Linked DNA regions of Homo sapiens: all the other regions are linked to region 1. A link is a loop called in an ENCODE intact Hi-C map of the cell type or tissue named here. Cell type or tissue: mammary epithelial cell. All regions are shown on one strand. Links, peaks and the distances in the headings refer to the core of each region. The heading gives the core; the rest is flanking DNA.

The links. Hi-C counts contacts between places; a loop is a spot of excess contacts. Peaks named below come from ENCODE experiments on the same cell type or tissue, not always from the same donor. Only the 100,000 strongest peaks of a DNase experiment are listed, where the experiment ranks them.
Region 2: it touches region 1 in a loop (3-fold over the local background); 25 of 110 quality-filtered maps call a loop at or near these places.
Region 3: a loop joins it to region 1, with 10 times the contacts of the local background. A loop is called at or near these places in 38 of 110 quality-filtered maps.

The regions. Positions count from the first base shown.
Region 1 is chr3:63,988,409-63,998,557 of GRCh38, reverse strand. It overlaps ATXN7 (ataxin 7), which reads right to left. Exons shown (of 13, transcript NM_001377405.1): 10 at 8,184-8,382; 11 at 7,699-7,820; 12 at 2,075-3,053. Among named protein-coding and RNA genes, the nearest start is that of PSMD6-AS2, 11 kb to the left of the region's middle. In mammary epithelial cell, for the core only: a CTCF peak has its summit at 4,754 (motif pointing right); a DNase peak (open chromatin) is centred at 4,717; H3K27ac peaks cover 309 bases.
Region 2 is chr3:63,857,899-63,868,047 of GRCh38, reverse strand. It overlaps THOC7 (THO complex subunit 7), which reads left to right and starts at 4,243. Exons shown (of 8, transcript NM_025075.4): 1 at 4,243-4,276. The coding sequence starts at 4,258. ATXN7 (ataxin 7) reads right to left here and starts at 4,181. Exons shown (of 13, transcript NM_001377405.1): 1 at 3,890-4,181. It overlaps THOC7-AS1 (THOC7 antisense RNA 1), which reads right to left and starts at 7,403. Exons shown (of 2, transcript NR_104326.1): 1 at 7,052-7,403; 2 at 6,229-6,549. RefSeq lists silencers at 3,505-3,724, 3,735-3,974, 4,305-4,524. In mammary epithelial cell, for the core only: no CTCF peak of the experiment used is centred there; a DNase peak (open chromatin) is centred at 4,207; H3K4me3 peaks cover 2,708 bases; H3K27ac peaks cover 2,246 bases.
Region 3 is chr3:63,346,653-63,356,801 of GRCh38, reverse strand. The region is part of intron 2 of SYNPR (synaptoporin); the gene reads right to left. Among named protein-coding and RNA genes, the nearest start is that of SYNPR, 73 kb to the right of the region's middle. In mammary epithelial cell, for the core only: CTCF peaks have their summits at 5,437 (motif pointing left) and 7,029 (motif pointing left); no DNase peak of the experiment used is centred there; H3K27me3 peaks cover 282 bases.

The DNA.
Region 1 (10,149 bases), core at 600-8,599:
ACTGATTTTAAGGAAAAAGCCCAAAGTTAGGCTGTCTGTGTTGTTCTAGTAAGACATAGTGCCACTACATGGTAAAAATCAAAGGTGGCAAAATGGCAGGTCATGAGCCAAAGATGGCCCACAGATACATAGGCTATACCAGATTTAAGAAGAGAAAAAAAAGTGTGTGTGTATACGTGTGTGTATACATATATATATACACACACACATATATCTCAACTAAATTTCACATGCAAGTCCAGATCTGCAGCCTCTCTTTAAAACTGGTAACAAATGTCTGGAAGCAGCTGCTCCATGTCCCCCCAATTTCTAGTAGGCACTGTCAATCTCTGCTGTGCCCCACCTGGCCCCCCCCCCTTCTGTCCTTTTTGTTACTTGTGGGCATTAAGATCTACACTCCTGTCTAAATGAAGACAGTGTGCTCACTAATACAGATGTGAGATGGACATTACAGCACAATGGAATGCCCCTTCCGTGGGGATCATGTCTCTCTCAAAGACGGTGCGTTGAAGAATCGGCACACCATGTCTTCTGTGTTTATATTGGACTGTTATGCTTATAAACTGTAATGAGTAACTACAAACCAAGAAGGAAAAGCACACTTCTCATTTGTCCAGGAATCCCATGATCAGAATGCCAAACAACATATAATAACCCATAATGCATGCAGCTAGTTAAATTCACAAATATTTTCCCCATACCTTTGGCAATGGGTGTTAATTCACCCAAATATTAGAGGAAAATTATATCACACTACGAAAATACTAAGAAACTTCTTGGTATTTTCTGAAAAAGTCCTAACCCGGCTGGCATTTGAGTTAAGTTCTGAAGACGAGGAAGGGGAAAAAAAATCATGAAAAAGAGCCTCACATTTTAAGTCAGGGCTCTGGGGTGATGTTGCTGAAATTCCTGTTCGTAAGCAAGGTGAGGAGATATCCTGATGAATAAAATAACAAGATGAGAGATGAGCTGGAAGTTAGAGCAAAGGAAGCTGGAAGAAACAGCTACAGGTGAGGTCAGTAACAGGCAGAAGAGCTGGGACGAGACAAAAATACAGCCTAAGAGAGAAAGTCATGGTTAATTATGAATCCCACAACCACTTAGCCACTTCTCTACTGATGGGTTCATATGCAGACTTCTTTTTAACTATGAGCTTGGAATGAGATTTCAGTCTTCTGCTATGCCCATACTGAATCCTGTTTTCCTGCCTCCCTCAAAAACGGGAAGAGAAAATATGGGGTGAGATTTAACCAGAATATCTGAAATTCTTTTGAGAGGGAAAAATAATAAATGCTCTTTTTTTTTTGAGACATAGTCTCATAGGCCGGATGGAGTGCAGTGGCGCGATCTTGGCTCACTGCAACTTCCGCCTCCCGTGTTCAAGCAGTTCTCCTGCCTCCACCTCCTGAGTAGCTGGGATTACAGGCGTGCACCACCACACCCAGCTAATTTTCGTATTTTTAGTAGAGACGGGGGTTTTACCATGTTGGCCAGGCTGGTCTTGAACTCCTGACCTCAAGTGATCTACCTGCTTCAGCTTCCCAAAGTGCTGGGATTATAGGCGTGAGCCGCTGCACCCAGCCTCATTTTAAATCTTAAATCACCCCTTTCTAGATCAGTTTGATTTTAGCGCAGCTTTCCTCAGCGGAACATACTAAAGAACCACTATCCAGGAAACAATGCCTGCTTCCTTCCTTAAAGCCTCGAATGGCACACACTTCACAGCACTGGGATAACACATTACTGGCTATTTCATAAAGGGGCTACCCTCCAATTATGATTTTGCTGTCACAACCGATGCTTTCTGCAGCTCTACTAAAAATGCATTACTGTAGTTTCTTTACTGAAGAACATCTTCCAAAGGCACCAGAAATTCTGGCAGAAGAGCCTGTTTTACCTTCATACGGCCGTGAACCTTTTTTTTTTTTTTTTTTTTTTTTAAGAAGACACCATGAAGCTGAATATCTGTTTACAAACCAACCAACCAACCCAACCAAACACATTTCTGAGCTGACAAAAGATCTTAAGGGAGAAGAAATGGGCATTCCCATGGGGCTCACAGTCCATTTCCTACCTGATGAAGGAGGGAACTGTTCATCAGTCCTTGTGCCCCTGGGATGGTGCCTGTGTGTTTCATGTGGACATTGTTCACGGCTGGCACTTTGGCAACCTTTGTGGGTTTGCTGCTGCTGTTGTTGATGCTGCTCGAGCTGGGTGAGCACTTTCTTTTCTTTCCTATGAGTTTGTCTAGAGGAGTGTGTGAGTGGGAAAAACTGCCGTGGGAGTTGACAGGCAGTTCATTGGACTGGTGAATGAATGGCCCAAGAGAAAGAGTAGAATCACTGCTGTTCACCATCACACTCATCCTCTTGATGGATTCAGCAGGGCTCCCGGTGGGGGGGCCCCTCCCTGACTGGTCATGCCGGACGTTCACCGCATTTGCTTTATTCGTCACACAGTTGAGGCCGATGCTATGGGAAGATGTTACCGTTGAGGGGTAGGGAGGCCCAGAGTGAGCCACACAGTTTTTCCTAAAAGACTCCATGGAATGAGAAGAAGAGGAGGAGGAGGAAGAGGAGGAGGAAGAGTGAACCAACAGTGGGGAACTGTTTTTGCGTTTCTTTCCTGAGCCGCCACTGGTACTGCTACTGGCATTTTGACAGTTAGTGCTGTTACCAGAAGACTCCTTGGGCCTCAAAGATTTGCTGGATTTCAATTTCTGAGGTTTCCTGGACATGGGGGAGGAAGGAACCGAGGAAAGGCCAGAGGGCGTGGAAGGGGATGAGGATGAAGAGGACACTTGTCTGGATTGCATACTGCACACAGGATCCATCGCCCCTGAAGCAGCAGGCTGTGCATTTAGTGTGGTTCCATGAGCTGGTACCGATTTGCTATTTGGGGAGATGCAGGTAGATGAGAGCAGGACTGGGGATGTAGAGACGGTGGCTGCTGCCAGATAGCTGACTCCACATTGTGATGTCGGCACAGAGTTTGTCCGGTGAGGAATACGTGTGGAGATGGGTGAGGTGGTACTGGGCACTGGTGGGATTTTCCTGAAAAAAATTAGAGGACAGTGAATGACACTGACCACAGCCATTCACAGAGACTTTCAGATGGCACCACCCTCTTTGCTTGTGACAAAGAGAAACCATCCACATCAAAGCAATCACTCTGAACTACAAAGCCAATCCTGTCACCTCTCTCCTTCAAATTCTTTAATGCCTTCCTGGTACAGTTCTTACAGAACTGTATGTGTGCAACTCCCCGCTGCTATTGCCCCAGCCTCTAGCTCCACCTCCCACCCCCAACGCCCCCGTTCCCTGCTTCCAGCCACTGTACTTCCTTATATTCTGAGAAAATGCCATGACCCAATACCCCAGCTTCTGCTCATCCTTTAAGTGTCGGATTGCTAATCACCAAATCCTCTGCAGAGAGAGTCATCCCCAGCTTAATTACCGTTGTGGTCCTAGTGTTCAGCACAGTGCAGGAAACACAGAAGGCACTGAATAAATGTCGAGAGAAGTCAGGAATGAATGAGAGAAAAGGAAGGGTGCAGCTAATTAACAGCAACTGCTAGGTCATAACTATTGGCCTGAACAAGGGAATAAAGCCCCACAGTATCAAGGGATATTCAGCATGGTGTTGTAACAATGGATTCTGTTAAGAATGTGTGGGCAAGGTATTTATTAGGGGATGCGGAAACCATCTAAATTCAAACCAGGGAGGGTCTCCTTTTATTTTAGCTCTGAATCTTAAATGTGACAGTAACAAAATTTCAAAAACTTCTTTGGCAGAATTTAAACCGAGGTGGCAGAAGACAAAAAGGCCTGACTGGAAGGCAAGTGCCAGGATTGCCTTGATCCTGACTTAAGGGGTAGCCCTGGCTGACCTGGCCACTACCCCAGTGAGAGAGCTGGCCTAGACTGCTGCCCAGGTGATTTCCAGATGCTTTTAAAGACTACTGTTATTAATAAAATGAATTAATGACTGCAAGTATTTGCAAATGCTTTAAAAATCCCATTCGGCCAGGCGCAGTGGCTCACAACTGTAATCCCAGCACTTTGGGAGGCTGAGGCTGGTGGATCACTTGAGGTCAGGAGTTTGAGACCAGCCTGGCCAACATGGTGAAACCCCATCTCTACTAAAAATACAAAAATTAGCCGGGCATGGTGGTGTGCACCTGTAATCCCAGCTACTTAGAAGGCTGAGGCAGGAGAATCGCTTGAACCGGGGAGGTGGAGGTCACAGTGAGCTGAAATCACACTACTGCACTCCAGCCTCGGTGACTGAGTGAGGCCCTGTTTCAAAAACAAAACAAAACAAACAAAAAAACCCAAAACCCCATTCAAGGGTACAGCTCTGGCCTGATGTTAGTGCTTCTCAACTCCAGCTGTTGCACATTACAGTCACCTGTGGAGCTTAAGCCACATCCATAACGATTACACCAGCGTCTCTGCGGGGAGTGGGGACAGACATCAGTCATTTCTAAATCTTTCCAGGGGATTCTAATGTGGAGCCAAGATTGAGAGGCTAGGCTCTCTCTCCCCGCACTACTCATAGAGGAGGGTGGCAGGCAGTGTCATTAATTACCTGAGAGGTTGGTTAGGAAAACTGAGTTCCTGGGCCCCACCCTAGAATGATGCATCAGAAGCTGCATGGCAACAAGGCCCCTGGGTGATTCTGGAGCATTCAGAAGCCCTGCTCTAAATGAAGTCCAGGCCCTACTGCTCACTGGGAGCAGTGGCTTCTCATGACCACCAGGTGGCTCAGGAAGCCAGGGCCTAAAGACCAGGCTGCCTGGAACCAAATCTCGAGGAAAGGAAAAGCCTTCTAGAGCAGGGAAGGATGTGGATCTCTCCGGGAGGCAATCACAAGTTCCTCTTAGAAAAGCTCTTTTAAGTAGTTAATTACTCTTTTGTGTATAAAGAGGCAAAGTAACAATATGTACTCATACTGACTTGTGTTTGCATAAATAAACTATGTAGAGATACATAAAAAATAATAAAAATGTCTGTGGGGGCTAGGTGGAAAACAAGCATGTAGGAGACAGGAGGACTCGGTTTTCAATGTATGCCTCTTTATACTCGTTTTTCTTTTTTTTTTTTTGAGACGGAGTCTCGCTCTGTCACCCCCAGGCTGGAGTGCAGTGGCGCGATCTCGGCTCACTGCAAGCTCTGCCTCCCGGGTTCACCCCATTCTCCTGCCTCAGCCTTGGTTTTCCTTTTTTAAGCCCAGTGATTGTATTACCATTTCAAAAAGTAAAAAAAAAAAAAAAAAAAAAATACACCAACAAAAATCTTTGAAAACCATCCCAGCCCCTTCTTAGGGAATATGGGATACTGGTCCCAAATCAACAGAGGACAAGTAGTTCACAGAAATCATAGAAGGTGGGCAGTGGCCTTTCAGGTTATGGCCATGCTGCAGAGAAAGTGCTGGTCTAATTTCACCACTGGCCTGAGACTCCACAAACTGAAGTTTACTCATTTCATACTCAATTCCCACCTCACTTACCTTCAATTTTACCACAATAACCCTGTAAGGAAGGATTTTGGGCTGAGCCGGTAGGGTGGGACCTGGATCACTTTGAAAGTTTCCTTGAGGGCTTCAAAGATGCCAGGTGAGAATAGTTCTCTGGATGAGAAGTGCTGAGCTCCCCAGAGAAAATCTCAGGGGCTGCCTGAAAAGGCCGCCAGCACTCCTATGTTGGGAGGCAACATGCACCAAGTTCCCCTCTGCCCCAAGCCTATGTGTCAGCTCATTACTGAGCAACACGTCCCTTGTTGCTGTAGACTTTTTAAAAACCAATGGTCATGCTAATGGAAAGGGTTGGTTTCCTTCTCCCCGGAAGCAAGTAGGCAGCCTTCAGACAGAACAGAGTAGACAGCAGAGTCGACCTTATGATCTTACTTTTTAAAAAGTTCACATCAAGAGGAAAGTCTCACTATACAAGCCACTAGGAACTGAAACTATCTTTGCCCAAACTGTTGGTCATGAGCCACATACCAACATAATGTGGATAAAACATTCAGAAATCCATTCTAAACTCTTAGGAGTACATTAAACCCATAGTTTCATGAGCTCAGTGTGCTTTCCAACTCCCAATGGGTAGTCTGAAGAAATATGAAGTTGAGATTTCATGTATCTTAGGGAGTTCTGGTGTGGAAAAACCCCTGCAGAACCCCCAAACCCAGTCCCCTGATTCTGTGTCTAGCCAGGGACAATGTTCCTTCATAAAGAAGAACCTCTTATCCAGCAAGAACCAGAAAGAAATATGAAAAAGAAAAGCAGAGTAACAGTGCTCTGAATCTGGTGTTCTAAGGAAACGGATGTAAGTCCTGCTAATGATCATGGAGATGGTTCTTTGGGTTGCAGACAATCCAAGGCCTCCGACTAGCGTCTGACTTTATTAGGAAACCAAGGCAGGGAGTCAAATGAATGTACTGGCAGAGTCCATTTAAGGAGGCACTAGTAAATAATGCCCAAACAGAGGATCTGGGATGGCCTGGGGATTACTGGACAGTCACTTTAGCAAAGCTTACTATTCACCAAAGTCACTCCCACCGAATACTAGTTCTCCAAGATGTTCCCCTAAAAAAGGTTCCGAGGTGAAAAGAGCTTGGGACATGTTCCACATTATACATGACGTGACATTCCCTGCTTCAAGAGTTACAAAGCACAGTGCCCATTAAGGCTCTGACAAGTTCTGCAGTAAAAAACAGAACCTTTTTTTTTTTTTACAGGAAAGGCTGAGTTAAACCTTTTTGGCCATGGAACTCTTCTTCCACTTAAAATCCTGTTTGGGAAGCATTAGGTACATAATATCACACAAGGTGTCTTAAATTGCAAACTGGAGCACATGGCTCCTCTACCTAAAACCTTCAACACTGAAACAATTTCAGTGTCACCTGGCCCCTGCTGGTTTCTTGGACCTCATCCTTGTACTGTGCTCAATTTCTTGCTATTTCTTCAACAAACTGTCTTTTCTGACTCAAGACCTTGACACAGCTGCTTCCTTCTGCCCAGAACCCACTCCTCCCTACTGTCCCAGTGACTGCTGTTTCTCATCCATCCTTCTCAGTTCAAGGACTGCCTCTTTCTTCAGAGAGGCTTTCCCTGAATCCCTCTGGCCTCTGTATTTTCAGCTCTTTACTTGAAAACATGTTACCTCTAGGTTCAATTCCTGGCCCTACCACTAACTTGCTGCATGACACTGTATCTCAGTTTTGTCATCTATTAAAAAAACAAAACAAAAAAAAAACCAGGGGTGGGGGGAGGGTATAATCATGGTCACCTGACAGAGAATTGTGAATGTTAAGTATATTTAAGTTGTTTGGTGTATAGTTGGCTCTCACTAAGTCTTGCTGATTGTTATTGTTTCCATTCTGTCACTTAGGACAAGCTATCATCTCCTTATTCTTCTGTAGACTAGTTTTTTTCTCCCCTTACCCAATCCCAACTAGACTGTGAGCTCCATACATGTGGGAGTCCTTCTGCTTTGAATGCCAGCACCCACAACAATATGTAGTTGTGGGGTAAAGGGGTAAATGAATGAATGAATGACAAGGCACCTTCTTCTCAGGGCCAAAGGCCAGTTTTGTTTAGATAAGCATATCTTCATAACATCAGTCTCACAGGAAATAAAAGACAATGCAGCACTGTGTAAAGTCAGCTCCTCTCCCAAGAACAACAGGCACTCACTTCCATAGCTGTGCATTCAGATGCTTCTCCACCATGAGGTTGAGGGCGCAGCGAAGTCGATTCCACCTGGAGTCAAACACGTAATAGCCTCTTCCTATCTGCCGGCTCCCAAATGTGCAAAACTGCAAGAGAAAACATAGCCGCGTGCTTGCTGACTCCCACACTGGCATGCCCAGTCAGGGTTCTAGATCCTTCAGGAAAGGAGCTAATCAGGAAAGACAGAACTGCCTCTGAGTACCGGAGGCTGTGAAGCATGAGAGTGACAATGCCTAGCCCTGAGCGTCATGGAAGAGAAAGGGAAAAAAGCACGAGATGTCCCCCGTACAGAGTGTGTGCTGCCTCTGGGGCACCCTGTTTTGAACTTCTCTCACACCTTGACCGCGTCCCACACATACGGGCATGCCAAGATCCCTGGCGCGCCCCCCTGCAGTGCCCTGTCCATGCTGTGTGGGGAGGGTCAACGCGGGGGTGGACGTGGAACTTACAGATGCTGGCTGAGGATGATGACCTGAATAATGACAGTCCAGTTTTTCAACAGACTCTTCTTTGTCATCGCCTTCGCCCTCCTCACTGGATAACCGAGAAGCTGGCTCAGTGGCAGGCAGGGGAGGGTGTGGAGATTCATGGACTGGAGGAGGGTCAATGGGGGCACTCCCACCTTGCTGAGCAGGGCAGCCTGGAGGCCTTGGTGAGTAGAAAGTGCAGCACGGATCAGATCACACACCTGGGAATCAGCCACCTTAACTGAGATACAACAGTGTGTCCAAAACAACCTAGCAGAGGCCTGGGTTCCACCTCTAGCACTGGGGGAAAACAGATGCTGATCCAGGTGGCTTGGGAGTAAAGGAACCTCTCTCCTGAACTGCAGGATGTTAAGTTCAGCTGTTTGCCAGATACAATCAAGGTAACTTAGAACGAATCCTTTCTATTGCCATTTGGGTGGTTCAGATCCCTCTTCTATTCTCCCCCAAAGAAGGGGAAATACATGTGGAATTTAACAGAATTCTTTGATTCCTCTTCAAATTTCAACTGGATTTGGTTTACCTACACAATAAATGAAACATAGTTGTCCCTCGGTATCCATGGGGAATTGAGGCCAGGACCTCCTGGGGATAGCAAAATCTGCAAATCCACAAATGTACAAAGTGGCCTGATATAAAATGGTGTAGTATTTGCATATAACCTATGCGCATCCTCCCGTATACTTTAAATAATCTCTAGATTATTTTAGTACCTAATACAATGTAAATGCTATGTAATGTATTGTTTAGGGAATACTGAGACAAGAAAAAAAAAAAGCCTATACATGTTCAGTACGACACAATTTTTCTTTCCCCAAATAGTTTCAATCTGCAATTGGTGTAAACCACGGATGTGAAACCCATGGATACAGAGGGCTGACTGTAATTTGCAAAATGCTCTAAGATAACCTAGGAGAGACAGGAGGTGATACAAGAATAAGGTGGTATTACCACTTTATGTGGATAGCCTACAGCCTCTTACTCAAGGGCAGTAATGTATTTTTCCTACACCTACAATGGTCTCTGGAATTAAGCTTACATTTTTCTAGATGCAAAAACTTCAATGAGAAGATGACCAAAGAAAGGACTTGGGGAGGAAATCTCTGGCCAGGTCCTGACCACACTCTGAGGAGCCTCCTCTGATGGCTCCTCCAGCATACTGCACAGAAACCACAAAGCTCACGTTGGGACAGGCTCTAACAGGCACCTGGGTTTCCACGAGGGAGATGCTTCCACCTTTATGCAACCATTTTAAAGATCAGACATGTGAGGGTGAAATGGTAAGCAATAGCAGCCGAGGACTGGCACATTCCTCAGCAGAAGCTCTTGCTCCCAATAAATGAACGGCCAACACTGAAGCCCCTCTTTCTCTATGCCTTTCTCTTTCCCTTCCCTCTGGAAACTAGGTACAGTCTTTACTTCAACTTGGTTCAGTATGTAAGCACAAACACACACATATTCCACCATCACTGTCTCTGAGGTATGTGTATAAGTTCTCATTAAAACACTCTGATCCACTGTTTACTCTGCTACTAAAGTGCTAATACATGCTTGGGCCAAAGCCCCAAATGAATGAATGAAAACACATTGATAAACGGATGCTGTAAAAACTCAGGCTAAACGGCTTGTCCCTAGCAAGAATTCCCACTGCTATATAAAGACAAATGAAAGGGAAACTGCTGCCAAAGCCATGTGAAGAGTTCCTGTCACTAACCCGCAGGAAGGACCCAATTTCTGCCTGCTCAACAGAGTTGAGACACTTGATGTTCAGCAAGTATAGAGCAGATAACTCTAGCTTTATTTTGCTGCTTGCATTTACAACCAAGAGGAGCCCTGGTTGAAACTTACTGAACTCAACCTTTCCTTTTTTTTTTTCATAGTAAAACTCCTTAAAAAACTATCTCCACAGTGAGCCTGAGATATGTTTCTC
Region 2 (10,149 bases), core at 963-8,962, 130 kb after region 1:
TTTTAAAAACACAGCCACAGTACATGCAGGACTAGCACGTCAGACCAGCTTGGCTTATCAACTGATAGGCAATGCTTTGTTGTGGGAATAAAATGGAAGTGCTTTTACACCTCTAAGTCTGAAGACAACTTTATTTATTTATTTGTTTGTTATTTATTTATTTATTTCAGTGTCTTACTCTGTTGCCCAGGCTAGAGTGTAGTGATCTCGGCTCACTGCAACCTCAGCCTCCTGGGTTCAAGTGATTCTCCTGCCTCAGCCTCCTGAGTAGCTGGGATTACAGGCCACACCACCACGCCTAGATAATTTTTTTTGTATTTTTGGTAGAGATGGGGTTTCACCATGTTGGCCAGGCTGCTCTTGAATTTCTGACCTCAAATGATCCACCCGCCTCGGCCTACCTCAAATGATCCACCCGCCTTGGCCTCTCAAAGTGCTGGGATTACAGGCATAAGCCACTGTGCCCAGCCTGAAGATAACTTTAAAAGGCAAGTAACGAGCACACAGATCTACTTTTCAAAAATGTTTTTTTCTCTTTAGAATGGTCATTCTGTGATGGCTCATGACTGTAATCCCAGCACTCTGGGAGGCTGTGGCAGGAGGATCACTTGAGCCCAGGAGGTCAAGGATGCAGTGAGCCAGTTTCATGCAATTGCATTCCAGACTGGGCAACAAAGTGAGACCCTGTTTCAAAAGAAAAAGGAAAAAAGAAGAAAGAAAAGAAAAGAATTCTAACTTCCATTTTATTCAATAAAAAGATGTGTCTCTAATTTTTTTAAGTCCTGGATCTCTTTTCTAAAACAACTACAGACCCTCTTCCAGAAAAATACACATACACAAAAAGTTCTGGTCACAACTACAGGGAGTTCAGGAATCCCTTGAAACCAACCCTTGGAGGGTCACAGACCCCCAGGATAACTCTTGCTCTAAAAGCATAGTACAAAATTCCTTACATTATTTCACAGACCCAGAATAAAGACCATATATAGCTAGCTCTCTCATAATTTTTTATATTTTCAGAAAGCAAATATCAAATAAACACACAAATTTTCTTAACTAGTCTTTCATATTCTCAAAAAAAAAAAAACCCAGAAATCTTATGACTCAAATAAATCAATAAATATAAGGTCATACAAGTTCAAAGTCTGAATCAGTTTTCTTAAAATCTGCTACTTCCATTTCTGTGTTTCTGCCCATAAAGATCTGTCTTGAAAAGAAGAAACATTAGTATGGTAAGGGCTTGAGTCTTTGCTACTTTAACATTCATCAACATGTTAATATGTAAAAAGAAGACCACTTGTAAAGTTTACTAAAAGATGTTCTCTCATATATATGAGATATACGATATGATGAAAAGACAATTCTTAAATGTTCAATGAATAGATCTGTGTCAATGCAATTGCAAGTAAAATCATGTAGCTGACAAAATAGATTTTAGAGTTCATAAAGGCTCAAATTATGTGTTTCCCACCACTTGAGTCAAGAACTTTCAGGCTGGACACAGTGGCTCAAACCCATAATCCCAGCACTTTGGGAGGCTGAGGCGGGAGGATCGCTTGAGCCCAGCAGTTTGAGACCAGCCTGGGCAACATAGTGAGATCATGTCTCTACAAAAATAAAAATAAAAAACTTAGCCAGGCATCATGGAACATGCCGGTAGTCCCAACTAGTTGGTAGGCTGAGATGGGAGGATCACTTGAGCCCAGGAGTTCCAGGCTGCAGTGAGCCCTGATGATCGTGCCACTGCACTCCAGCCTAGGCAACAGAGGAAGGTCCTGTCTCAAAAAAAAATAAAATAACTTTCAGGAATGTTTATTTTCAGGTACAGCTCAAACTTTAAAGTCTTTCAAATTCCTCTTGGTCTTATTACTCCAGAAAATTTCTAGCATCATCCAACAAAATTATAGGTTATCAAATTAACTTATAGAAATGTTTGAACAGCACTCCATTTATGAATAACTCAGAGAGTATCTCACGAAAATTTAAGTTACAGGGGGCAGTGATACTTTCCCATGAAAATATTACAGATTATTTTAAATCACTGACACTGTTTCAAAATCAGTATTATGATAAGATTAAGAAACACTTAAAAAAAACTTTTCACCACATGACAATTACTTTCTTTTTTTTTTTTTTTTTTTTTTTTTTTTTTTGAGATGGAGTCTCGCTCTGTCGCCCAGGCTGGAGTGCAGTGGCGGGATCTGGGCTCACTGCAAGCTCCGCCTCCCGGGTTCACGCCATTCTCCTGCCTCAGCCTCCCAAGTAGCTGGGACTACAGGCGCCCGCCACTACGCCCGGCTAATTTTTTGTATTTTTTTTTAGTAGAGACGGGGTTTCACCGTTTTAGCCGGGATGGTCTCGATCTCTTGACCTCGTGATCCTCCCGCCTCGGCCTCCCAAAGTGCTGGGATTACAGGCGTGAGCCACCGCGCCCGGCCGACAATTACTTTCTAAACAATAACTATCCCCACCAAAATGCAACTTGGTATTGTGAACCCCAATCAATTGACAATTTCAGTTTACAATCTGTAGTACTTAAGATTTAAAACAATTCTTCTCTTAGAGTGCCCTGTCTCCTAAAACCAAGGAAATGAACAGGGTCTGATGATGCCCACCTACAGCCAGCGTTTAGGTCAGTATTTTTTCAAAGTCGGAAACTTCATACCTTAGGGGAGAGCAAGTCACATCTCAGAATCTTCATGTAAAGTAATTTTTGTCTTTGTGACAAAAGTCAAGTTCTTGAGCACTAATTCTTGAGAGCACTGTAATGGTATTATTGAAGTCACTGGTCTCACATAATATGACTAAAATTGTACATATTTCTTGCTAGAGGTTAAACACACTTCACTTTAATACATTTGCATCTGCAACTTCTCCTCTTTGAAAGAACTGGGGGAAAACAGGGAGAATGTACCTAAATTTAGTAAGGAAAGTGAAACAACCAAGTTTATCCTACACAACTTCTTCATCCCGGATATGAAGATGCAAGATCTACTTGGGGGACAGGAAAATTGGAAAACAACGGTATGGCTGAATAAAATAACAAACCTGGGTTCAAAATGAGACACGATCCTGGTGCTAATCGTATCTATCCCACTGGAGGTCAAATCAGCTGCACTGGTGCCTGTTTCCTCATCCACCTCTCACCACCTAAACGTGCCATTTACGAGAAAGCTATCGAAGTTGAATCAAAGTGACTTTTGGAAAGAGATGCCAATATAATTTGCAGTGTGCTCCAAACAACTACACACAAGGCAACGTTTCTCATTGAGCACCCCCGCCCCCACTTTCAACTTCCCCTTAAGATAGGGACAGTCACATAGACATTTTTTGAAAATCAAAGAGAAAAATAAAAGCACCCCATCACGATCACCGACGAAATCCCGACTCTGTGGTGGAATTGGGTGCCGGGTGAGGACGATGGCAACACGCTCCTGGTCGCTTCGCGAACTCCTCCGGGAGGTCGCCAAGTTTCTCTTTCACCCTTTTTCCCGCACCCGCCGAGCCCAGGAAGGAAGGGGGCGGCCGCAGGGGCCGGAACCGCGCGACCTGGAACCCGGGGCCTTTTTTGATTGCCGGCCGCGCCCCGCGCAAGTGCCGGCGTTCGAGACCCGCCCCAGCGCGCGTGGGCGCCAACTTCGCGGGGACCCCCAGCGACGCGCCCCCCTCGGTACCCCTAGTCCCGCCTCTCCTGGGCTCAGCCGGATCCGGGCGTCCCCGTCACCCTCCCCACCCCCCAGGGAAACGAGCCCACCCCTAGCAGCGTCACCCTGGATGGGGCGGCGGGGCCGCAGTCACCTTCCCGGGGAAGAAGCCGGGACCCCGACTGCGGGCGGCCCGCAGCTCCCGCCGCACCCCCGCAGCCCTGGCGGCGTCCGGGCGAGCTCACCTGGCGGCTGGCTGCGGCCTCCGGGGCGGCCTCTGGGCGTGGGCCGGGCGGGGGCTGCAAGGGGGGCGGCGGGAGCCCGGGCTGCAGCCGGGGCCGCCGCCGGCCGCCAAGCCTCGCCCCAACTCGCGCCGGCCGCGGCCGCCCCCGGGGAGTACCGGGAGCGCGGGGAGCGCGGGTCCCGCGGCGGCGGCGGCGGCGGCGGCGGCGCGGCGCGGCGCGGCTCAGGCGTCGGAGCAGGCGGCCGCGGGCGCCGCCGCCTCCTCCTCCATGGCTGTTTACCCGGCTGCATTGTGGGAGTTTGACCTCCGCCGCCGCCAACCGCCGCCTCAGCTTGCGCCGCCGCCGCCGCCGCCGCCGCCGCGCACGCCATGGGAGCCGTGACTGACGGTGAGGCCCCGCTCGCCGCCACACGCGCCCGCTGCACGGCCCGCTGGGCCTCCCCTGAGACCCCTGGCCTCCCGGCCCGCTTCCGGGAACCCCTCGGCCTCCCCGGCCTCTTCGCCAGAGCGCTTCGGCCTTCCCGACCTCTCCCCGGAGCCCCGGGCCTCCCCGGCTGCTTCCCTGAGTCCTTCCTCCTCTCGCCAGAGCCCGAGCGCCCCTCGGAGACCCTCGGCTTTCCCCGTCCGCTCTCCCGGAGGCAGCGCGGGGCTATAGGGTGTGCCGGGAGCGTGGTCGGTGGGCTGGGAACACACGTGGGTGGCCGAGACGGCTAGAAGCGGTGCAAGGGCGGGTGGGACCAGAGGGAGTCCGGGTTTGTCTAGGGGCGCGGTGAGGACCCAGGAGCCGCGAAGGGTGGACAGTGGTGCCGGGCTTAGGGCTGGGGGCCTGGAAGGTTTGTGGAGGTCTGGGAGGGAGTGGGAGCTCCAGGGACGGGGCGGGAATTTCGGGACTCGTCTACAAGGGGTGTCAGGATACAGAGCGTGACACCAGGAGGGGTCCTGGGGCATATTGGGAAGCACTCACAGACAGTGGAGTCGATGGCAATGAGGCCTTGAACTGCGAGTGGATTGTGGGTGAGAAGGAGGAGCAGGGAATTATTTATAAAAGGAATAGATAGGGATGAGGTATCCGGAGGGTGATCAGGAAGTGTACCTGGGAGATTTACGGGGGTAAGGAGGAGCCAGTATAGTGATGAGACCGTCTAGGGTAGATCAGGACGATAAAAGATGTATGTGTGTGTGTTAGGAAGGGTGGTTGTCAGCTGGGATGAATTTAGAGGGGCAAAGGCTGGGTTTGTGGACAGTCTAAGGGAGATGGTCTATGGACTGAGAGCGGAAATAAGGTGACACTTTGGGGGAAGGGGCATGATTGGCAACTGGAGGGAGAACCTACAAGGTATCTGGTTAGGGAGGAAGGAGGTCCTTTGATATCTGGGAAGGGGATATCTAGGGCTCTTGGGTGTTTTTCAGGAGATGGTGACCGGTAACTGTAAATGCCTGTGGAGAGGCCACTTCTTAAGAGTTGAAGACCACCAGGGTCTCCACATTAAAGGGCCTGGCCATGGGAAGAACAGTGATAGGCCCAAATTTCCAGACTGATAAAGAGTAGTGGAGGTGGGAGGCTACTAAAGACCCAGGAACTTCATGTGGAATTTCAGCTTTGCTTCATTCCAGTTTCATTTATTTAGTGGATATTTATCCTTCCTGGACTAGGCTTTGGGATTACAACCCAGAACTAACAAGCAAGAACTTTTCCCTCTCCAAAATTTTGGTCTGAAGGGAAAGAAACATTGACTAATGAGTTTTAAGAGTGACAAATATTACCACAAGGAAGTACAAGGTTGGGAACTGTAGGAACATGTAACAAAGATTATTTATCCAATCAATGGAAATGAGAAAGCCTCCTCGAAGTTAATCCCATTTTTGAAGAATAAATAGATATTGGACTGGTGTTCTGGGTTGGTAGCCACTTGTATAAAGACCCCAAGATGTTGGAAGAACTCAAAGCTGACAAGTATTGCTAGAATTTAGAAAGTTATGAGCCAGAGATCTCTAAGGGCAATAGGAATCCATTAAAAGTTTTAACACTGGTGTGGTGTTAATCAGATTGGCATTAAAACACACACACATGCCGGGCACAGTGGCTCACGCCTGTAATCCCAACACTTTGGGAGGCCAAGGCAGGCGGACCTCTTGAGCTCAGAAGTTCAAGACCAGCCTGGAAAACATAGTGAGACCCCATGTCTACAAATACAAAAAAATTGGTCTGGCACAGTGGCACACACCTGTAGTCCCAGGACTTGGGAGTCTGAGGAGAAAGGATCACTTGAGCCTGGGAGGTTGAGGCTGCAGTGAGCCAAGATCGCGCCAGTGCACTCCAGTCTGGGTGACAGAGTGAGACCGTGTCTCATTAAAAAAAAAAAAAACACACACACACATACACACTGTCTCTGTTATGTGCAGAATGATTAGAGGAAGAGAAAATGAGGAGCTAAGTTTCCTCGCCACTTACTAACGTTTACGTAGTGCTGTTAGGTATTATTCTAATTGTTATCCCCATTTTACAGATGAAACAGACACAGGTTAGCTTGCCTAAGGTCGCACAGATAGTAGTTATAGAGGGTCAAAGGCAGGGAGACCACCTGCCGAGTTCCTGCTCTTCACTATTATGCGTCCTGTGTCTGCTACTTCTGCAGTGGCCCTGGTGAGAGACAATGAGGACTGTGACCAAGAGGGAATGCAAAGAGGACAGGTGGGAGGGAAATAGGGAAATTTGTGAGGTAGAATGTCAGGACTTCAGGTATTGAATGGATGGTGGGAGAAGGGATTTAGGATGATCCCAGGTTTTTGACTTCACTGTGTGCCTGTTAGTGCTACTTTTCTATTTATTGAGATTGAGATGTCCAAAGGAGCAACAGGCTTTGTCAGATGGGAGATAGGGACAGAAGATGAGTTCTAAAGTAATGACTGCAGTCAAGTGCCCCCCCACATCCTTAAAAGCCACAGGAATCTCTACCCTGCCACTTACAGACTGTCTCAGCTTCAGTCTCTGAACGGAGATAATAATAAAATCCACATCAGCGGATTGTTTTGAGGATTAAACACAAAAAGTTGTAAAGGGCTTTGCATTGAGTCCAACACATAATAATTAATATTCAGTAAATATTAATGTCAGAGTTGTTTTACTAATCTGTCTTCCACTTTCCTTTGATGTGGACTTTGCCTTCTCTCTTAATCTGCACAGGTTGCCTTTTCCTGCCTTTTCTATCAGGTGACACTCCACTTATTCCTCAAGACCCACCTCAAAAATCCCCTCTTTTCTTTCCTAGAAGTAGTTGACCTTCTGCCTACTAGCCATATTATTTTATGCATATTGCTGCTGTCACCCTTAATACGTTATTTATATGCCTTATGCTAGAAAACATTTAAGGCAGTTCACTGTAATGAGAAAATATAAAAATTAAACGGATTAGAAAACAAGACAAAAAGAACATTGAGATTAGGAAAAATAAAGGGAAGTCAGAAGTGGGGTGATCCTCAAAATGCAGGAGGATAAAGTCTAGTACATTAATTAACCAAGCTGTAAGTGACCTGTTTCTCCAGTAGGCCATTCTGAGAGGCAGGACCTCGTCTGCTCTGTGATCTAGTGTTCATGAGAGAAGGCAATCTTAGATGCCCAGGAAAAGCACTTTTTTTTTCTGATTTGAACTAGAGGAAAAGTTTATCATTGAGGTCTTTATAAATGAAAGCCAGTGTCATATCCTTAACCTCTTTTCAGCACTGAAGATCATAGAGCTGTTTTGTAGCACATCCCTTGCTAGGTAAAAGAAGGCTAAATCACAATTTAGAAAGACATTCTAAAGCCAGTAGAGGCTGGGTGTGGTAGCTCACACCTGTAATCAATCTTAGCACTTTGGGATGCTAAGGCAGGAGGATCACGTGAGCCCAGGAGTTTGCGACCATCCTAAGCAACACAGCAAGACATGATCTATACTACAGAATTTTTCAAATTAGCCAGGCGTGTGTGGTGGTGTGCACCTGTAGTCTCAGCTACTCATCTCTACTAAAAATTTTCTTAAATTAGCCAGGTGGAGTGGAACACACCTGTAGGTAGTCCCAGCTACTCAGGAGGCTGAGGCAGGAGGATCACTTGAGCCCAGGAGTTTGAGGTTGCAACGAGCCATGATTGCACCACTGCACTCCAGCCTGTCAACAGTGCTAGACCCTGTCTAAAAATAAATAAATAAAATCAATGGACAATGTGGTTTAGGTGGGTAGTGGGTAGCTCTGCTGATCTGGCTTGATTCAAATCAGGGTTTTTTGATTGAATATCTAGACCATAGAGGAAAGACAAACTACAACTTCTTCAGACAATCCTCTATAAACATGGTTTTTGTCAGCTGAGCTTTTGAAAAAATCAAGCTGAAATGAGTGGTATGTGTGATCCGTCAACAAGTATTTATTGCATACCTTCTAGGCACAATGCGAGGTCCTGGCTACTTTGCAGTGAACTAGACAGAGGAGGGCCCTGGCCCCTGCTTTGGGGAAAGAAGCCATAGTGTGCAATCAAATAAGTAAATAAGATAATTTCTGAAAAGGAATGTAATTAAGTTCTGAGAATGAACTTGATGGAATGAGGACAGAGAGTAATGGGGGAGGGCAGTGATACCTGACAGGTTCAACCACATGAAGAGCCCAGGAAAGTATTCCAGATAGAGACAACAACTAGTGCAAAGGCCCGAGGTGAAAACAAGCTCTGCACCCTTTAGAGGAAATAAGGAAAGCCACTGGGCTGGATCTAGGGACAGGACTGCATCCAGGTGGGCCAAGAGGAGTACGATGCAAAAGGAGGTAAAAGGGAGCTCAGGAGGAGCCTTGCAGGCTTTGGAAAGGAGACTGAATTGTCCTTTGTGGGCATTTAGAAATGATAGGAGGATTGTAAGCAGGAGAGTTAGTGATCCAATTCATCTTTTAGATCATTCTGAGTTGCATAAAAAATGGATTCTAGGAAGGCAAGAATGGAAACAGGGAGTCCAATGCAAAATATTCCAGATGAGAGAAATGTGGGCTTGGATTAGAGCGATGTTAGTGTGGAAGATAGAAGTGGATGCTCTTGATATCTCATTCATCCTCCTGGAAAGCTCTTGGAGGAGTACCAGTACCTGTCCATGGAGCTTACATAAGAGCCAATGTCTTTTACAAATTTGATGTGCCTGTATCACTGTCCCTTCATGTAATCCATTCCTCTGGGTCTGCGTATCCAGTTGGACTGGGAGCTCTTGAAGAAGCAGCCCTTTATTTCCTGCACTCAGTTTGAGGAACTGCCCTGCTTTAGAGTAGCTATAGCTACTAGACTGGATATTTTCACCACTACTGTCATGTTATAAGTGAAAAAGTAGAGGTCTTTGGAAGTTAGTGACTTGCAGTCACACAGGTAGTTTGTGACAAAGCCATTTTCTCTCCTTCCCTTGTTGCCAACTCTAGCAGTCTGGCTAGCTGAAAAACAGTGTGGATGTTGTCACTGTTAATTTAAACTATGTTAACTGTATTTTGTATGTGTTAATTTAAAGGATGCTAAATATTGTTAGTACCCTGATAGAAATCATTTCAGAAGCACTTTTTGCACTACAGAGAACATTAGGTGATATATTGATATGCCAGAGCAACAGATGAGAGATGGAGAAAGGGGTTGGGGTGGAATGTGGCTCTACATTCTATTTAATAAAGCTTGCTGGTTTTGACGGTAGCTTTTTTTTTTAACTTAGAAAAATGTAATGCATGAATATGTACTTGTTGCAATGTGAAATAATGGTTTTTAATATGCCTACGAATAATATGACAGAATAATGGAGCTGCATTATGACTTTCTAATAATGTAATTGTATATATTTTTCTGTGAATGCAGAGGTGAGTAGTAACTCATCTGTGAAAGGAAGATAATAGTACACACTTTGTAGAGTTGTTTCAAGGATGAAACATGATAATATATGTAAAGCACTTTGAAGTTGAGTGACCATTTAATTTATTGTGTAAACCAGGACACTTTTCAGAGTGAAAAGAAACAAATGGGTTGTGTGGTCACCAACTAGGGTGGTATAAATGCTGTGCAAGTGTTTGCTGCTGCTGTTATTCCTATTTCAATTGCTGATCCAATGTTAATTAGACATTTGTGGGCACAGGGTTCTTTTGTTTTTGGGTTTTTTTTTCATTAGTGCCATTGCATTTGCCCACTTTCTTCCATCTTCTGTGGCCCCAACACAGGGATAACTGCTGCAGTTCAACTATGAAATGATGTTTCTTTAGCCAAGATAATTGGTTTTT
Region 3 (10,149 bases), core at 2,150-10,149, 640 kb after region 1:
CCATTTCTAAAGCTGCCTATAAGTTTGTGTCAGGGAAATATGTTTCACATTCAATAAACATTAACTGAGTACCTAGTATGTGCCAGGAACATATAGACATGGGGACCGGAAAGGTGAGTGTGACCATTTGGCTTTCTTAGTTTCATAGGAAAAGAGCAATGATGACAATAATAAATGCAATGAGTTATTTGAGGGCACAGAGAACTGAGGAGGGCACTGACCCAGTCTGGGATTCAGGGAAGACACCACTGCTGACTGACCTTGAGCAAATTGTTTAATCTGTCTCTCTGTTTTATTCCCTCATCTGTAACAGAGGTAATGACAACAGAATCTTAATAGGGTCATTGTGAGGATTAACTAAGATAGAATTTGTGAAGCACTTACCATACTGTCTAACACATAATGAGTGTTTAATAAATGCCATGATATTGGTGGACACCTTGAATAAAGGCCCAAGGAACACCATAGAAGTTGTCCAAGTAGACTGTGGTGGTTAACACATTCTTGATGCCTTCTGATCCCAGGATTATTTGGTAAGATAAGCTCCAATCAAGCTTCCTCACCCCAGGTACTGTACTAACTGCTGGAAAGTACAGCGAACATGGCCTTCATGCCAAGTTGATGGAGCTTCTGGACTTCCACAAAGGACAGACAGTGAAAAAAAATTTAAAGTATAAGTAGTAAGAGGAGAAGAATGAGCCATCTTAGGATGAACAACATGATGTCTTATTCCCTGAGGAGATGAGCTTGAGCTAAGGCCAAGGATGAGTAGGAGGGAATGTGGAATTCCAAAGACTGAAAAGGGGCAGAGAAGATCACAGGCAGAGAAACCACATCATATCTGCACTAAAGACTCTGAAGCAGATGTGAGTTTCCAAGACACTCATAATCAAACAATACCAACACAGGGTTACAGCTGTAACAAGTGCTGTTAAGAGAACGTGTGCAATGAGGAACTGATAAGTTATTTTCCAGCTCAGACATGGTGGATGAGTCAAAGTTAACTAGGTGGAGAGCAAAGGGGAGAGGGAGAGGGAGGCCCAGGCACTGGCAAAGGCTGTGTGGCAGAGAAGGGGGCTGAGCACTGGCTGGGGGGGCCAGAGTACTGAAGCACTGGGAGGTGACGGAGAATGGGAGGGCATGGAGGATGAAAACGAAAGCAGGGACCGGTGCATCAGAAGTTATAGGGAAGATTCAGAACCTTTAAGATTTCTGAAAGTGGTAGGAGTCATTTGGGATTTCATGCAGGTGAATAGTATGTTCAAAATTGCATTTTCAAAGGATAACTCTGGCTGGTGAGTGTGAAATGTGAAGTAGGACCATGAGGACGTGGAACAATCAGTGGGAAAGCCATTACCAATGGCACTTACCCTAGCTCTGGAAATCTGAATGACCTGGAAGTTGGGGTGTTGGGTCCTTCAGTAGCCTCTAGTAGATGCTGGTCTTAATCTCACTGCAGCAGACTCTGATGTCAAACATTGGGTGAAATCGAATCAATTGCCCTGGGACTTTTTTTTTTTTTTTTGACAGGGTCTCACTCTGTCACCCAGGCTGGAGTGCAGTGGCATGATCTTGGCTCACCGCAACCTCCACCTCCAAGGCTGAAGCCATTCTCTGCCCTCAGCCTCCTGAATAGCTGGGACTACAGGTGTGTGCCACCATGCCCGGCTAATTTTTGTATTTTTAGTAGAGACGGGGTTTTACCATGTTGGCCAGGCTGGTTTTGAACTCCTGACATCAAATGATCCACCTGCCTTGGCCTCCCAAAGTGCTGGGATTATAGGCATGAGCCACCATTCCTGGCCTGCTCTGGGACTTTAGGTAAGATACTCTTCATTTGTTGAACTTCTGTTTCTTTATTTGCAAAAGGCAAAGCATACGTACTCCCCAGCTTTGCTACAAAGATCAAATTAGATAATACATGTGAAAGTGCTCAACAAATTCTGATAGTGGTTACTATAAAGATGCATGTCAGTAGCTCATAAAGCAGGCTCTATTCTGCCTGAAGATGCAAATGATCATTTCTGCAGTATTTTCTACACTCAGAAGACATTTGAACAAGAATAATGATGAAAAGCAAGAGTTGATATAGTATTTACTATGTCAGGCGTCTTTGTAAGAACACAACATACATTAATATATTTAATTCTCAAAATAACCCTCTGTTACATGCACACTTCACTTCTCCCTTTATCTACTCCCTTTGCCTTGTGAGTTTGAAGTTCTTCCTACTAAGGGATCCAAGGATACTTCTCATGTGCTTCCACTTGCCCTTGTTATGTCTTTGCCATCACCATGAGAAGAGCATCTTTACTAGTCTGTTGGTTCAAAGAGGACAAGGGACTTGCAAAGCAAACTCTAACCTGCAGTTAGGTTTGACATTCATGATGAATTATAAAGGCTTTGCCCACACAGCCCTAAAGTGGAGGTTTGGAAATTAGCCAGCAGTTGGATCATGATGTGGACGGATCCACTGGATGATTCAGGAAAGCAAACCCTTACCCTGCAGTTAGGGTTTGCTTTACAGAGCCAGCCCAGCAAAGCTCAGAGTGGTCCACTGAAATCCCAGTTGCCCCTTATTTATGCAAGCAATAGCAAATGATCATTGTTTTGATGTTCTGAATTTTAAGGTGGCTTGTTATGCAGCATTTTGTGGTAATCACTAATGAATGTACTCTATAAGACAGTTATTATTATTAATGCTCATGTTATTTGTGAGGAAACTCAAGCATAGAGAGGTTCTTCAGCAACTTGTTTAAGTTCTCTGGCAGCTTAATAAGTGTCAGAGCTGGGATATGAACCCAGACAGCCAGATTTCAGAATCTGTGTTTCTCCCTTTCATACATACAGCCTCCTAAGGAAACCAAGTCCTTCACATTTAAAGCATTAGTTGATCCAAAAGCAACACAAAGCTTGAAGTGCAAATAAATGAAAAACAAGTATCTGACAGCACTATATTTTTGTGCATTAAAATTCACACAAAAATTGGATATCATCTCACAAAGAAAATGTCTGTGCATGGAATCTTATCATATCATCACTCCTAACATTAAGAAGCCTGCTTCATTTGCCTAGCTGGAGGTGTTAACAGCTGAAAACGATGTAAAACTTAAGTTTTATAAGTGGAGGGGACAGTTTGCTTAAAGTGGCACTTGCAAGAGGAGGATCGGAATCATCAGTGAGTCAGGCAGGACTGTGACTGCCTAGGACCTGAATCATCCGACTGATCTGTCCACATCACGATTCAACTACTGGCTAATTCCCGAATCTCCACTTTAGGGCTGTGTGGACAAAGCCTTTTTAATTCATCATGAATGCCCCAAAAGCCCAGAATGTGATGCTTAAAACATAGTAGGTGTCAAGCCAAAGTCAGAGTTTCCAATTTAGCAGGTGGCCTGTGGCATCACTCATTCTAGGCAGCTTCACTAGATCCCCCTCCCTGTGGAAGAAGATAAATAAGGGAGATCCATCCCATTCCTAGGAAAGACATTGTAATTACTGTGGGCTGATAGCAACCCCTTACTCCTCTGAATTCCTGTAACACTCTATTTGTGTTTTTCTTACAAAATTATCCTCTCCTGTTTATCAGTGTATCACCAGTGCCTTGCACACTGCCTGGCACTTGGCAGATGCCAAGCAACTCTGTGTTAATGAATGAGCAAGTAGTCTGTACTGAGAGACAAAGAACCTGGAATGGAGTTGCTCTCCAGATTGCAGTGTCTTGTAAAGATTCTCCACCATCTTTACATAATATATACAATTATTATTTGTCAATTAAAATAAAGTTAAAAAGACAAAGTGATATGGTTTAGCTCTGTCCCCACTCAAATCTCATGTTGAATTATGGCTCCCATAATTCCCACATGTCATGGGAGGGACCCGGTGGGAGGTAATTGAATCATGGGGGCAGGTCTTTCCGGTGCTGTTCTCATGATAGTGAATAAGTCTTAGGAGATATGATGGTTTAACAAAGGGGAGCTCCCCTACACATGCTTTCTTGTCTGCCACCATGCAAGACATCCCTTTGTTCTTCCTTTGTCTTCCCCCGTGATTGTGAAGCCTCTTCAGCCATGTGGAACTGTGAGTCAATTAAACCTCTTTCCTTTATAGATTACCCAGTCTCGGGTATTTATTTATTAGCAGCATGAAATGGACTAATACATAAAGGATTCTCCATTGTTTCTGCAAACCTAGGTGCCTGAAGTATATTTGGGTCTTGTTCATCAATGTCCCCTTTTTTCTATTTGCTTCCCAGTTGCCTTTTAACAAATTCTCTGTTTACATCAGTTAGCTGGAACTGAATTCTGTTGCTTGTAGACATAGAACCTTAACAGATAAATAAGTGTTTTCCCAAGAGGTGATCTGTGGACTACTTGCATCTGAACCATCGAGCTTTATGATACTGATCCACAGTCCTCACTATAGGCCTCTAAATCAGATTTTCCAGCCGAATCTGCCGGTTTGAAAAGCTCCTCAGGAGATTCTTTTATTCACTTCGAGAACTGGGTGAGAGGATTTTCAAGAATCCTTCCCACATTAAAATTCTAAAATTGTACAGGAAAAAAAAAGAACAGCTCCTTGCAAGCCTTCAAGTCTTGATGATCAACTCCTGCTCACCTCTTTGGCCGCATTTCCTATCCCTCTCCCCTCAGTGCACACCACACCCCAGCTTTACTGGCATTCTCTCTGTTTCCACCCCAGGACCTTTGGACTTACTGTCCTCTCAGCCTGGCACTCCCTCCAAGGTCTTCACAGGGCTGGCTTCTTCCTTTCCTTCAGGTCGGCTCCCCAGAGAGCAGGTTTCATATTTTCCATCCCACATTGCCCCACAGCACCCATGCTGCCGATCCTAGCATCTTAGCAGTTCTCACTGTATGAGTCGATTATCATTCATTCTTTAGCAGTTCTCAGTATCTGAGTCAATTATCATTCATTCTTTCACTACTTCTTTTATCTCTCCCCCACTTAGAACTTCTTAAGTTCCAGGACAGGAAGAATGGGCTTTATCTTGTCACCACTCCATCCCCGTTGCCTGGAACTTTACTTGTGACATAGCAGGCAGGTTCTTAGCAAATATTATTCAGTAAATGAAATCTATAAATCTTAGATAATCTTTGAACGTTATCCTACATATGCTATTACTATAAAAGCAGTCTGAGAGTAATAAAACCAAATGTCACATTTACCTTCAGGAATTTGTCATCTCAGATAACATTCCTCAGTGTTATCACCCACTGCTCCCAAATTTGATCTCTATTGCCTGAAAAACTAAAAAGAGCTACTGTTTTAATTTCAATTTCCTTGTCTAAGGAAAACCTGGCCTAAATTTTCTTAAAGCAACAAAGAACCAAGAATCTTTGCTTCTTGGAAACGGGAAAGCGAGCTAGAATGATTCCCTACTAGGGTGCACTCACACTTGATTTGAAAAGCACACGTACCCTCTACTGGAAGTATGCAGTATTGCAACTTGAACTCAAACTGTCAAACACATTAAGCAGGGAATGTCAAATGTCCTGTTACCCCTGAAACTGGATGAAGTAAGCAGAGGAAAAGAGCAACACAACAACAAATAAATGAGCAGTACTTATGGTGCTTATCTGTTCTGAGGGTTAAATCGGCCAAGATCAATTGGGCGGATCACTCAGAATTCTGGCTTCTGAGATGTTCAGTGCATTTCCTCCTGTAAAACCAACGAAGATCAGGGACAACTGTTCACTTTAGGACAGTCTACTACGTAAATAGGACTAACTAGAGAAAAAAAATGCAAGAAAGCATAATGTCTGATAAGGGGCACACAGTCAAGAGAGTGAGGATATGACCTAAATGGAACCCAACTGAGGGTCAGATTCCTCATTGGTAAAACAAGGAAAGGATTTAGAATAAGTAACCATAAAGGAGCTGCACCTTGAACAGAGGTCGAGAAGTCACTAACTGATGGGCTCGGGGGCCAATTCAAGCTATAGACATGATTTGGCCCAACTATTAATTGGGAGGGACAAGGGTTCTCCAGTTTGCTACAGCATGTTTGTCTGTCTCCCCTGCACATACATGTATATTTCTGATTGTGGTGTCCATAGCAAGTGCAAGTGTCATTTCCATTTAGCACACTGCTGATTTTCTAACAGCCAGCCTGCTTTATGCACTCATTTTATTTGCCTGTTCCCTGCAGGCATTTGACTTACACTTTTGCCTAGTCCCTTTGGCTGTTTTGCATAATAGTGCAGTGTCTCTTCTCTTCACTGCAAAGTGCATGTGTGCATATGCACGCACACACACACTACACACACATACACAGGCATACACACACAGCTTTAGCAATATGGCTTTTCTTTCTCCTCCTATCACGATATAGTCTGAAGTCCCACTTGCAAAAAAAATATGAAGAAGACAGAGCTGTTCATCACTTGATCTCAATCCCCAGCACAGGGCTTGTAGCAGGTCCAATGAGAGTGAGATGTTGGTGTCTGGCAGCTGCCTGGGTCTCTATGAGTCATCTTTTCTATAAAGGCTGTATATATAGGGAATAGTCTCCCCTATAGAGTTAATAATTGTGTTTGTATGTGTGTGTGTGTGTGTGTGTGTGTGTGTAGAATAATATTAACCTCTACCTGTTTTCCCTTCCCCTTAATATTTGAAAATACTGTGTATAATTATAAGTGTGAAAATGTGTTCCTATTACTAAGATTCCTTTCCTAAAATGTCGTAGATGAGACAGTATAATGTAAGATCATGATATGTTAGCTCTTCTTATCAGTTAGCTTTAGTTTAAAGAGACTGCAAAAGACCTGCATTTTAGAAATACAATGCCAGGATATTAAGAAAAGTTATATTTAAATTTTGATTACCTTAAATGTACATGGACAACTCAGTGGATTACCTTATTTTTTGCATTTGCCTTTGTTAAAAAGACAAAAATAAAAGAAAGCAAATGAAACCAAAAGACAAGAATCAAAATTAAGTTCAAAACGGCAGTCTGGTACTCAGACTAGGTACAGCTGTACCTTCTACGCTTTCGCCACCTACTGGGCAAAGGGAGTTGATGCTCAAAATGAGTAGAAGGAACTTGGATTCTCCAGATAACAGAAAACCCTAAAGACTCCTCCAAAAAACAAATTTTATAAATTCAGTAAAGTGTCAGGATGCAAAATCAACATACACAAAATCAGTGGCATTTCGATGCACCAATAACAATAAAGCTTAGAACAAAATCGAGAAGGCAGTCCCATTTACAATAGCTACAAAAACAATAAAATATCTCGGAATATATTTAATCAAGGAGGTGAAAGATCCCTACAAAGAAAATTATAAAAGAAATAATTTTAAAATGATGAAAGAAATTGTAGATGTCACAAACAAATGGCAAAACATCTCTTGATTATGGATTGAAAGAATTAATGTTGTTGGCCAGGCGCGGTGGCTCGCGCCTGTAATTCCAGGACTTTGGGAGGCCGAGGTGGGCGGATCACAAGGTCAGGAGTTAGAGACCAGCCTGACCAACATGGTGAAACCCGTCTCTACTAAAAATACAAAAATTAGCCGGGCGTGGTGGCGCGTGCCTGTAATCTCAGCTACTCAGGAGGCTGAGGCAGGATAATTGCTTGAACTCGGGAGGTGGAGGTTGCAGTGAGCCAAGATCTTGCCACTGCACTCCAGTCTGGGTGATAGAGAGAGACTCCATCTCAAAAAAAAAAAATTAATGTTGTTAAAATTATCATACTGCCCAAAGCAATCTATAGATTTAATGCAGTCCTTATCAAACTACTCAATGTCATTTTTCACAGATCTATTCATATGGAACTAAAAAGAGACCAAAAGTCAAAGCAATCCTAAGCAAAATTAACAAAGCTAGAGGCATCACATTAGCTGACCTCAAATTATACTACAATGTTACAGTAACCAAAACAGCATAGACATATAGATCAATGGAACAGAATAGAGAACCCAGAAAAGAAACTACATATCTACAGTCATCTGATTTTTGACAAAGTCACAAAAAAGACATACTGGAGAAAGAATGTCCTTTTCAATAAATGGTGCTGAGAAAAATTGGATTACCACATGCAGAAGAATAAAATTGGATATCTATCTCTCACCCTATAAAAAACGAATTGAAGATGGATCAAATACTTAAATGTAAAACCTGAAACTATAAAAGTAGAGGAAGAAAACCTAGAGAAAGCTCTTCTGGCCATTGGTCTAGGCAAAGAATTAATAAACTAAGATGTCAAAAGCACAAGTAACAAAAACAAAAAATAAAGGGGACTTAATTAAACTAAAAAGCTGCTTCACAGCAAAAGAAATAAGCAACAGAGTGAACACACAACTTGGAAAATGGGAGAAAATATTTGCAAACTATGCAACCAACAGGTAACTGATATCCAGAATTTACAAGGAACCCAAACAACTCAAAAAAAACAACAACAAATAACCCCATTAAAAAGTGGGCAAAGCATATGACTAGACATTTCTCAAAAGAAGACATGTAAATGGTCAACAAGCATATGAAAAAATGCTCAACATCAACTAATCATCAGAGAAATGAAAATTAAAACCATGGTGCGATATCATTCTTACACCAGTCAGAATGGCTATTAAAAAGTCAATAAAATAACATGTTGGTTAGGACATGGAAAAAAGGGACCACATACAATGTTGGTGGGAATGTAAATTAGTACAACCTCTATGGAAAACAGAATGGATATTTCTCAAAGAACTAAAAATAGAACCACCATTCAATCCAGCAATTGAAATCATTACATCAAAAAGATACCTGTACTCAGATACCTGTATCATGTACCAGCACTATTCACAATAGCAAAGATAGGGATTCAACTTAAGTGTCCAGCAACAGATGCTTGGATTAAGAAAATGTGATATATACATACACACACACACACACACACACACACACACACACACACACACAATGGAATACTATTCAGCCATACACACGCAGACACACACACAATGGAATACTATTCAGCCATAAAAAGAATAAAATCATGTCTTTTGCAGCAACATGAGTGGAACTGGAGGCCATTATCTTAAGTGAAACAACTCAGAAACAGTCAAATACCACGTTTTTACTTGTAATTGGAAACTATATGATGTGTACACCGGGACATAGAATGTGGAATAACAGACTTTGGAGACTTGGAAGGCTGGAAGGGTGGAGGGTGAGGGATGAGAAATTATTTAATAGGTACAATGTACACTATCCAGGTAATGGTTACCCTGAAAGCCCAGACTTCAGCACGACATAATATATCCATGTAACAAAACTGTACTTGTATACCTTAAATTTATACAAATGTTTTTAAAAGAACAAAGATTGGCATATATTTAGCAATAGTATATGAAAAAGAAAAGGATGAGTGTTGAATTCAGACAAAGAATAAACAGGTTTTTATAAACCATCTCTAATGGTTCAAAAGTAGCCTACCTCCTACTAAAAATCACATAGAAAATTCTAGAATTTATCAATAGCAACCATACGAAAATGTTTTTCAAGCACAATCTTTGCATTCGTTATTGCCAAATCACACCACTAATCTATTACCTGCAAGTCTGAATAAGAAAAGAGTAATCATCAGTTAAGAAAATAGTTGTTTAAGAAAATGGATTACTTAGGGTCATTTAGAAACTTTTAAAATAATTGATATAAACTAGGTGAAGTACTTACTCTGTCCCAAACATTGCATTAGTTACATTATCTCAGTTAATTTTTCTCAATTTTGTGAGGTAAGCCCTAGTATTATTTTTATTCTGCAGATGAGGAAACTGAAGTCTAGATAGATTTAGCACAGTATATGGCTGCACGAAAGACTGTTTCCTTCCATAAAATTATTCCTTAAATAAAAGGAAATAATCTTATACTCATATCCATAGAATATCTGTCAACTTATAGATTACTCCATCGCCCAGTGCCATTTGGGGAAGACACAATATTTCTGAAATAACCTCAATTAATCCTACTTAAATGTTTATTAAGGCAAGCCGACAGAGTTGGTAAAAAGAGAGGCAAATAAATTAGCTGGGTGTGGTGGCTCATGCCTGTAATCCCAGCACTTTGGGAGGCCGAGGTGGGTGGATCACGAGGTCAGGAGATCAAGACTGTCTTGGCTAACATGGTGAAACCCCATCTCTACT